3 separate regions of the Homo sapiens genome follow, and all the other regions are linked to region 1. The links are chromatin contacts, found by Hi-C in ENCODE. All regions are on one chromosome and are shown on one strand. The core of a region is the stretch at or near the end of the contact, and the rest is flanking DNA. Distances in the headings are between cores, read along the strand shown.

Region 1 (3,237 bases), core at 497-2,996:
GTCTACATCATTATTGCCCCAAATGAAGCCTAATGCAATCCAATCTGGCTCTATTTTTTACATTTTTCAGCATTTCCCTACTTCAAAGTCTTTCATCGGTTTTTTTTTCTCCCTTGGAGTGTTCCCTCTCATTTTTTGAATGTCAAAATTCTACACTTCCTCTGATATGCAGCTTACGGGCTAAATCCTTCATGATTCTTTATCTTATTATACTAGGGTAAAAATAATCTATATCTCCTGCACTTCCATAGAATGTATCGAAGTATGGCTCAGATTATAGATACTACCTAGCTCAAGGGAAGAGTGAGAACACTAACATTTACTGGAAGTGTACAAGTCCAGCTTATTTTTCATAAAAAGTAAATATTCCCTCCCCCTGCCCCCCAATCTGCAGGTCAGAAAAGAGCACAGAATGTTGCTGTTAATAACGGGGCTAGAATTTACACTTATCTTTCATTCCACAGAGCTCACTTCTTTCTTAGAGCTTGCCATCACACCACACGGGGTCATTTACTTATCACCTACTCCGCGCTAGAGTACTATGCTAAGTGCGGAGGACGCAAAAATTAATGTCAAAGATAATCCTTGTTCACAGTATTCTGTCTAGCTTAAGAAGAGTTCTTAGTTGAATGAAAGCTAATTCTAACAACTTGTGTGCACTTCTTTTGAATAAAAACCATCAACTTATTTGAATTCTTAAGTTTCCTCCTAAACTCCAACATTTCAGGAGGAAGAGGTCACATTCTAGTCATCTTTGCAATCTCAAACCCAAAGGAAGCCTAACTTGGTACAGTGCATGGCACATTCAATGTCTGTTGAATACAAGTAAAGCTCATACTACCTAGTCTATTTTTCAGTATCTCTTGAGTTAATGACCTGGTTAACAAGTCAGAGTCACAGTCCCAAGGGCAACAACTTTTTAAAGGCTCCCCTAACGTACTTCAGGATCCCTGACTGAGAGTGGCTGACTATGGCAGTATATGGGCATACTAATCACTGGAGAAATAATAGCGAGAAATAACCAAGGAAAAGCACTACTCTCCAAAAACATTAAAAAAAAAAAACAACTGAACAACTAGTAAGAAAGAACGCTGGATCTGAGCACCCTGTAAGTCGCTTCCCCGTGGGCCGGGTAAAGGTTTTAAAACCCGCCGCCTCCAGGAAGACGGCCACGTGCACAAGGATTAGCTGCAAACTCCGTGCCCAGTCTGGCCGGGAGAATTGCTAAAACCGACCTACCGTTAACACCCGGGCTACTCTGAAATTAAGCAAGGCTGTAGTCAAGTAAGTAACCCAAGAAAAGGCGCACAGAGCCGCCGCCGCAGGTGTAGCCCGGGGACATCCCCTCCTACCTTGCAAACGGGGCCTGGGATCCGGTCCCTCTCTTCTTCCTCCACCTCCTCTGCTGTGGCGTGCCGCTTAGCTGGCGGCTCCGCATCTATTTCGTTTCTTTTTGGCTTCTTCGCCTGAACTGCAAAGCCTCCACGCCGTTTCCTCTTGGTTGCCGCCATCTTGCCTCGCCGCCCGCGCTCTTGGCCTCCTTTCCGGCGCTGCCGCTCGCTCCTATTTCCGATCTCTATGGTTCGGCGGCTCTAAGCGCTCAGCTCCGCGGTCGTCCTCCAGGTCTGTGCCGCCTCCTTCCGGTCTCGGTGGCGCGGCACGCGCGGCTCTCTAGGCCTCCTTCAGCTCTGTGGTGACGGTGGCCGAGGTGGAGGGCCGGTCTGAAGAGTGGCGGGACTGGCTTCACTTCCTCCGCGGTTCCTCGGAGCCGCCTCGCTCCTCTTCAGGGACTTTGCTGAGAAGGGCTCTCGGGCGTCCAGACCCCACCGCAAAGGTAGGGTTTCCGCACTCGGGGACCCCGAGACTAGTAAGCGATGCTGTCCCGCGGGCGGGCTGGTGAATGGGGTTGTCTGGGACTCTTGGAGGATTATCTGGACACTCCGGGCCCGCCCCGCCATCGCCTGTTTTGTTGGAGGCGGGGCTGGTGGCGCGGGCTGCACAAAACCGACTCCCCGCGGATTTGTAGCTCCTGTTTGGCCGGGAGATACCGTGTCAGTTGCGTGTCTTCATTCTTCACAACTTTTCACGTTATTGTCCTCTTACGGAGACGAGGAAACCGTAGCTTAGATAATTTTCCTCCAGAATTACAAAGATAGTTAAGTGACATAGGTGGGGTTCGGCCTGGTCAGCCGTGTTCAGCCTCCCAGCCCCTTTCCACCTCTCAGCGCAGGTGGAGCTCGCCGGACCTCGCCAGCACTGATGGGAGTTTTACTGTCTAATCCCTTCAGGTGTTTGGCGATCCGCCGAGAAGTTGTTGGCCCCAGGAGCATCCCTCGGGGCCGAATGCGCAGTGGACGATGCCCCTTCTGACCCAACAGATCCAAGACGAGGATGATCAGTACAGCCTTGTGGCCAGCCTTGACAACGTTAGGAATCTCTCCACTATCTTGAAAGCTATTCATTTCCGAGAACATGCCACGTGTTTCGCAACTAAAAATGGTATCAAAGTAACAGTGGAAAATGCAAAGTGTGTGCAAGCAAATGCTTTTATTCAGGTATGGAAGTAGGCGCCTTTAAGCCTGTGCCATAGATACTCTAAATGTAATTTAATGAAATCGGAAGGTTTCAGTAGACAAAATAACTTAATAGTCATAATAACTTGTCAATAGTCATAATAAATAACTTAATAAATAAATAATAGTCTTAAGTTAGAGAACAAAACGTCATTACTTGAATTTTTTTTCTCTCCCGGTAACAAATTCTTTTCCCATCTTGTTTTACAGAGATAATGGTTAGTAATGACTAAAGTTTATTAAACTAGGCTATTGGCTAGGCTACAGTCTTCTTATTGTTTAACTTATTTAATCTTAACAATAGTCCTGTAAGGTAGGTTCTGTTATTATTCCCGTTTTATATATGTGGAAACGAGGCACAATTTTAAGTGATTTGCCAACAGTCCCACAGCTGGTAAGTGGCTGAATTGGGATAAGAACGCTGAATATTTGTTTCCAGAATATATGCTCTTTTTTCCACTGCGATATGCTATTACTAAAGAGTATTTTTTTCCTTTACTGGTTGTAATAGAATTTTTGTTCTTCCAAAGTAATATTTGTGTGGTTCAGATAGGATTGCAAGTTCAACTAAGCGTTTTTTAACACGTAAGTGCACAGCATGATCTCAGGGATAGAGAGGTAAATAAGACACGGTTCTTGTCCTCATGCAGGGGCATGGTATGGT
Region 2 (3,237 bases), core at 470-2,969, 1.8 Mb before region 1:
GACCACTCTTCCTCAAGATAGCCACATGCCTCACTCCCTCACCTCCTGCACTCTGCTCAAAAGTCAACTTCGTAGGGAGTCCTGACTTGACCACCCTAATTTAAATTGCACTTCTGATTTCACTTACTTTGCTTTTTCTCTCCATAGTGATCACCTCTTAACATATTACAAAATTTTCTTAATTTTTTAATGTTTATTGCCTATCTCCTGTTTCACGCTCCTTCTTGCATCCCTGAATGTAAACTCTGAGAATAGTGAGGTATTTTTTGTCCTTTTTGTTCAATAACAAACACTCAGTGCCTAGAATAATGCCTTACAGGAGTGCTTTATAAGCATTTGTTGAATGAATGAATGAACTAATGAATGAAGTGTAATACAAGGGGCAAAGGATTTGGCATCCTTTGGTCATGGAGTGCTGCTCAGATATGTACTATAGAAACCATTCTGAAGCATTTCAAAAGACATCCAGTTTCTCCTCTGTATACTGCAAAATCTTGGGCTTAGGTTCTGGCATTTAGTCTATGACAAATGATTGCTGGCAAAAGTTGAATGAAGCAGTTAAGAGTATGGGTTTGCAGTAAGATCCAGGTTCAAATTTACACCTTTCCATGTACTACCTGTGTGACTTTGGTGAAATTATCTTCTCCAGGCCTTAGGGTGAAATGTATGTGAGAATGCATGAAGCCTGCCACGTGGTTAATATTAAGAGTGATAACTCATATTATCATTGATGGAGGTGAATGAAAGAAATGGAGTAACACGCTTTTAAAACACAGTTTCCCCTCCATTATCATTTCAACCACTTTAGATGAAAATATTGAGGGATACATCCACAATTTCTAGTTAATTAAAAAATATCAGGAGGTCTTAGTAGATTCTAGATTTTTCCTTCAATGAAATGAGTTGTTAAATAAAAGGCCTCCATAAGTACAGGGTCTTGTCGTTGGGCTCTATCTTATGAGCGGTGGATCTGCCTCCCAGGAAGGTAGGCAGACACCAGTGAGGCATCTGGTGCTTGGGATGCAGCGAGTGGAGCCAAGCAGAGAATGATCAGATCCGTTTGCCTGGAATTTCTGCATTTGCTGCCCCAAACATCTGGAGCCAGGCTACCCAGTGCAGATGGAAAATAGCAAAATGCAAATTCCCTGGGTTCAGCTGAGGGAAGCCAAGGCAGACAGAGTCTGAGAAGGCGGATGAAAGGTGAGCCAAAACAAAAGCCCTGGCGGGTGGTGGGGCAGCGTTTTATCTAGAGCCTACGGCCCCCGGTAAGGACAGGAGATGAGAGAAGGGACCTTAGAGCTACTTGGGCCACCTTCATGTTCGTACTCATCCCCCTCCTTAACAGCCTGAAAGGGAGCCTGCTGGGCTTACGGCAGCCTCCCTGTCCTCTTCCTGATGCCATGCCTGCTCCATTGCTTTGCTTCTTCTGGATCCTGTTTCGCCCTCTCCCTCAAGAAGGAGATCCTGAAATAGATCCTGAGTCAATGACTCAGGTGCAAGTGCTTTATTAAAGAAAGGCTCCCAGAAGAAATCTACTTGCACCCGAATCATTGACTCAGGATCTCCTTCTGGGAGAATCCAAGCCAAGACAAGACAGACAACCCAACCAACTGAGCTGCTCACAGCTTCAACTGCTACAACCCTGGAAAGGATTCTGATTGGCTAGCTAAGGGTCACATGCCCAAATGGGCCTTTGATTGGCAGCTGTTGCTTCCTTCCTACTCCCTCCCACACACCCAGGAGCTCCAGCCTGTTATGGGATGGGCATCCTACCAGGAACCAAGGATGCTAAGGTAAGCAGTCCTTGCCCTCATAGGTTTACTTATACTTAAGGGGAGAGAACCGTTAGTCAAATCACCCCACATACAGATCTTTACACACTATGAAGGACAAGCACAGGGTGCAGTCAGTGGGAGGGGCCCAGAACGGGAAGTGCCATGCTGGCTGCTGCTGTGTGGAATGGGCTGTAAAGAGAGCAAGAGTGAAAGCCACAGCAGGGGAGCTGGTCAGAGATGGCAGTGGCTTTATTAGAGTGGTGGCCCTGGAGTTGGAGACAGGTGGGAAAAACTCAAGAGCCCTCTAAGGAACCGACCCATGGCAGTCCATCGCCACCAAGTCCCTCTTACCACTCTAGGTTTAAAGAAACCCAAAAAACAAAACTACGTTGCAACTGCACTGCTACACCAGGAAACCTAAGGGGGAACAAAAGAAAACTTAGTAGTGCCCTCTAGGCTGAAGATTTGACCTATTATTTACTAACCTTTCCCTCCCTCTTCCTTATTTTCAACAAATCTCCTGCCATCCATTTTGAATTCTTCTCTAAATAGAGAAAGCTTTCTTTCTCAGCTTCATTTAAATGTCCACCATGGTATTTACCCATGTTTTCTTGATTTTTATTTCTTTTTGGGGCGGGTATCTAAAAGATAATCTGATCCCTGTTCCTGATTCTGTAGGTGACAGAGAGAAGTGGTTTTCTCATTTTTTTGTGTGTGAAATTATTCGCATATGAGGAAAAGATAGCTCAAAAATAGAAGCTCTTTCATTATCTCTCCACAATGTAGTGTGGCCCCAAGTGACTATTTTGTGGAGACACGGTAATTTGGGGTGGCTAAATCATTACCCCGAGGTGTGTCAGATGCTGCCAAGACCTCCTTCATTCATGTGGCCAAGACTGTGGGCTTCCTGGCTGGGGAGGCAGAGGCCCTGCTCTTCTGCTGCTAACCTTGGGGTCAGCGAGCCCTGATCCACACTTCCTCTGGGCAACATCAATGGGGCTGCTGAACATATTGAGCCAGACTTGTTTCCAAGAGATAGAAGGAACTAGAGCATTGGGGAAAGTCCCAAGTAACTCTAGCCCTCAGCCACCTGCTGTGGCTGAAGATGAAGTCTCTGCAGCTTCAAGAATCCAACTGGCTGGTGCACATTGTTCTCATTGGCTAGATCATTCCTCCATGTAGCACTTCACTAAACTCATTAACAAATATTTACAAATGACATTGCTTTTTGGGGTCATGTATATTTCAGTCTTCAGAATCCATCAGGCACTCAAATCCCTTGGCAGTTCTAGTTCTCTCCCCTAGACATGCCTCTGCCCCCTACTACTCAGTTCCTTTTATTTCTACCATTCGTTTTTATTTTCTATTTCATTTCTTTACTTTTTAGAGACAAGGTCTCTGTCACCCAGGTTGGAGTGCAGTGGCATGATCATAGCTCACTGCAGCCTCAAACCCTTGGACT
Region 3 (3,237 bases), core at 432-2,931, 1.1 Mb after region 1:
CATGTGTATGCCCATACTGGGAGTAGCTAATGCAGAATAAGTCTGCAGAAAGGGGTTTTACCTGAACGTATGGTGCAGAATAAATGAATGAAATCAGCTAGGCTTACTGAAAAAGACATAAAAGCATCTCTGCATCTTTTTTCTTCATTTATTTGAAATTGCATTGCAGCAGAGGGCACATCTGATCTTGGAGGTTGGATATTGTGGGGGACTGGGCAGCAATCCAGTATCCCTTCTGAGCAGATACTCTTTTCTATCTGGAAGGTTGTGATAACAGTTGCTTTGGCAATGACCAGAGGAGGATTTGAGATGTATCGGTGAGTGCTTTACATCCCTCCTCTGGAAAGGATTCTCTCTTTTACTAGTAAATCCTTTTAATTCAATTAGTTAATTCAACTGTTTCAATAAAGAGATTCAAATTTGACAAATAGACTCCTCTTTCCTTTTATTTTATTTTATTTTTTTGAGATGGAGTCTCGCTGTGTCACCCAGGCTGGAGTGCAGTGGCGTGATCTCGGCTCACTGCAAGCTCTGCATCCTGGGTCCATGCCATTCTCCTGCCTCAGCCTCCCGAGTAGCTGGGACTACAGGTGCCCACCACCATGCCTGGTTAATTTTTTGTATTTTTAGTAGAGATGGGGTTTCACCACGTTAGCCAGAATGATCTCGATCTCCTGACCTCGTGATCTGCCTGCCTCGGCCTCCCAAAGTGCTGGGATTACAGGCATGAGCCACTGTGTCTGGCCTCCTTTTATTTTTATTGCTAGCTTAGTCCACTGTGATTTAGGCTTAAGACTTCAGAAGAGTACTCTGTCATGCGCAAGCACTGGACTTGGAGTTGGGAGACCTGAAGTTTATGCCTGAATGCTCCCATCTAGCCAGAAGCTCTAAGAGAAGTTTCTTAACACTCAAGATTCCAGCTTCTTTTTCTGGGAAATGAAGGCTAATTCCTAAGATCTTATAGAACTCAGGAACTCTGACCAAAGCATATCACCTCATGGGGTGATACGTGCAAAATTAGGTATATAGTTGTTTGTTTTATTGGTGGGTGACCTTAGACAAGACTTCGCCTCTTTAGATCTATTACTTTGGGTGAACTGGATCCTTGCAGCCCAGGGACCAGCAGGATGGGAAAAAACTCTCTCTTTGACCTTTGAATCTGAAAAACTAAACAGTCAAAAAATATGAAGGTGAGAAATAATATCCTAGCCCAGGTCATCCAGAGTAGATATTTACACTGTAACATTTTCTGTGCTGTGGACATGGATGGTGGCAGCATGATGCTGGTATCAGACTGTTCCTGTGAGGAAAAGGCTGCTGCAATGAGAGAGGCCTATGGTGTCGAGAGCCTGTTGGGCTTTCCAGGTAGGCAGATTTCAGTCATTAGCTCTGTAACTTTGGGCATGTTAGCTCTGAGATTGTAAAAGGGGCTGACAGCACCTGTTTTGGTTGGGAGGATGGGTGTGTAGCACTTAGCATAGTGCCACACCAAGAACTCTCTTGTGAAAGGGAACAAGAAGGCCTCCCAGAGGTCGCCGTGGCCAGCTTCCCCTGAGGTCTGATTAATCCTCTCTTTTAGTGAAACTTTCTGCTGAGTCATTGTGTCTGAAACCCAGAGGCATGTGAGACCATGCCACATCCTGGGTCAGGAAGTCCCCTTTCACCTGCTTAACCGATGTGCAGGTGACGGACCATTAGACGCTCGTGGTAAGGGTGGGTCACAGTCTGGTGGTGAGATCTGCTCCGTACAGACGATATGGTAAGAACAGATCATCTATTGAGAGTGAAAATCTCCGTGAGAGGAATCTAGGCTTTTCCCCCTTCGTTTTATAATACGTTTAGCAGGTAATAAGTTCACATGCTACAAAACTTAAAAGATAAAAAGGATTTACACTATAAAATACATCTCCCACCTGCCTCTGCTACTAGTATAGTGTGTGTATATATTATATACACATGCTATCTATATGTAGGTAATACATATATAATATGCTATGCAATACATATATATATTGATACAATGTATATTGCTATGCAATACATATATATTGATACAATGTATATATTGCTATGCAATACATATATAGATACTATATATTGCTATGCAATACATATATAGATACTATATATTGCTATGCAATACATATATAGATACTATATATTGCTATGCAATACATATATAGATACCATATATTGCTGTGCAATACATATATAGATACTATATATTGCTATGCAATACATATATATTGCTATGCAATACATATATATTGCTATGCAATACATATGTGTATTGCTATGCAATACACATGTGTATTGCTATGCAGTACATATATGTATATATTGCTATGCAATACATATATATATATTGCTATGCAATACATATATATATATTGCTGTGCAATACATATATATATATTGCTGTGCAATACATATATATATTGCTATTCAATACATATATATATTGCTGTGCAATACATATATATATATTGCTGTGCAATACATATATATATTGCTATTCAATACATATATATATTGCTATTCAATACATATATATATAGCTATGCAATACATATATATATATTGCTATGCAATACATATATATATTGCTATGCAATACATATATATATATTGCTATGCAATACATATATATATATTGCTATGCAATACATATATATATATTGCTATGCAATACATATATATATTGCTATGCAATACATATATATATTGCTATGCAATACATATATATATATTGCTATGCAATACATATATATATTGCTATGCAATACATATATATATTGCTATGCAATACATATATATATATTGCTATGCAATACATATATATATATTGCTATGCAATACATATATATATATTGCTATGCAATACATATATATATATTGCTATGCAATACATATATATAGATGTCTCTTCTCAACAGCTTAGATGAAAACACCACGATATATATATATCATGTGTGTGTATAATATATACACATTAAAGCTACTTAGGTGATTCTGGTGCAGCCAGGTTTGTAAGCTAATAATCTACGTTCTAGATTCATATTTTCTCTTCTGCTTCTCCAAGGCCTGCCCTCCCACTTCTCTTTTTCAGTGCTAATACTTGCAATCACCCTAGGTGATAGACACTCAAAATACTTCTGCTAAGAATAGAAGCCTGCTTGCATTTTCCCTAGGCAAGTTGTCATTGGGGCAACTGATTCAGAATACATCTCAACAATT

The links. A loop is a pair of places that touch in the nucleus more often than their neighbours do. Pooled maps may share reads with other maps.
Region 2: a map with no recorded cell type shows a loop between it and region 1 (8-fold over the local background). The contact joins the promoter of SLC1A3-AS1 here to the promoter of RAD1 in region 1. A Hi-C loop is called at or near these places in 5 of 37 single-sample maps with no recorded cell type and 6 of 50 pooled maps.
Region 3: a pooled map shows a loop between it and region 1 (9-fold over the local background). The contact joins the enhancer-like site here to the promoter of RAD1 in region 1. A Hi-C loop is called at or near these places in 6 of 37 single-sample maps with no recorded cell type and 10 of 50 pooled maps.

What each region holds. Positions count from the first base shown.
Region 1 is chr5:34,914,013-34,917,249 of GRCh38, reverse strand. It overlaps RAD1 (RAD1 checkpoint DNA exonuclease), which reads left to right and starts at 1,746. Exons shown (of 6, transcript NM_002853.4): 1 at 1,746-1,834; 2 at 2,289-2,555. The coding sequence starts at 2,358. It overlaps BRIX1 (biogenesis of ribosomes BRX1), which reads right to left and starts at 1,539. Exons shown (of 10, transcript NM_018321.4): 1 at 1,353-1,539. The coding sequence starts at 1,511. It also overlaps a transcript of TTC23L not described here. RefSeq lists enhancers at 951-1,556, 1,131-2,030, 2,051-2,110, 1,557-2,162.
Region 2 is chr5:36,723,670-36,726,906 of GRCh38, reverse strand. SLC1A3-AS1 (SLC1A3 antisense RNA 1) reads left to right here and starts at 1,719. Exons shown (of 2, transcript XR_007058736.1): 1 at 1,719-1,793. RefSeq lists enhancers at 2,722-2,991, 3,032-3,081, 3,092-3,141.
Region 3 is chr5:33,848,640-33,851,876 of GRCh38, reverse strand. The region is part of intron 2 of ADAMTS12 (ADAM metallopeptidase with thrombospondin type 1 motif 12); the gene reads left to right. Among named protein-coding and RNA genes, the nearest start is that of ADAMTS12, 42 kb to the left of the region's middle. RefSeq lists an enhancer at 1,474-1,975. Within about 2 kb of position 1,681, at least 4 of the 41 ENCODE cell types and tissues checked have a DNase peak (open chromatin) inside an H3K27ac peak, as active enhancers do.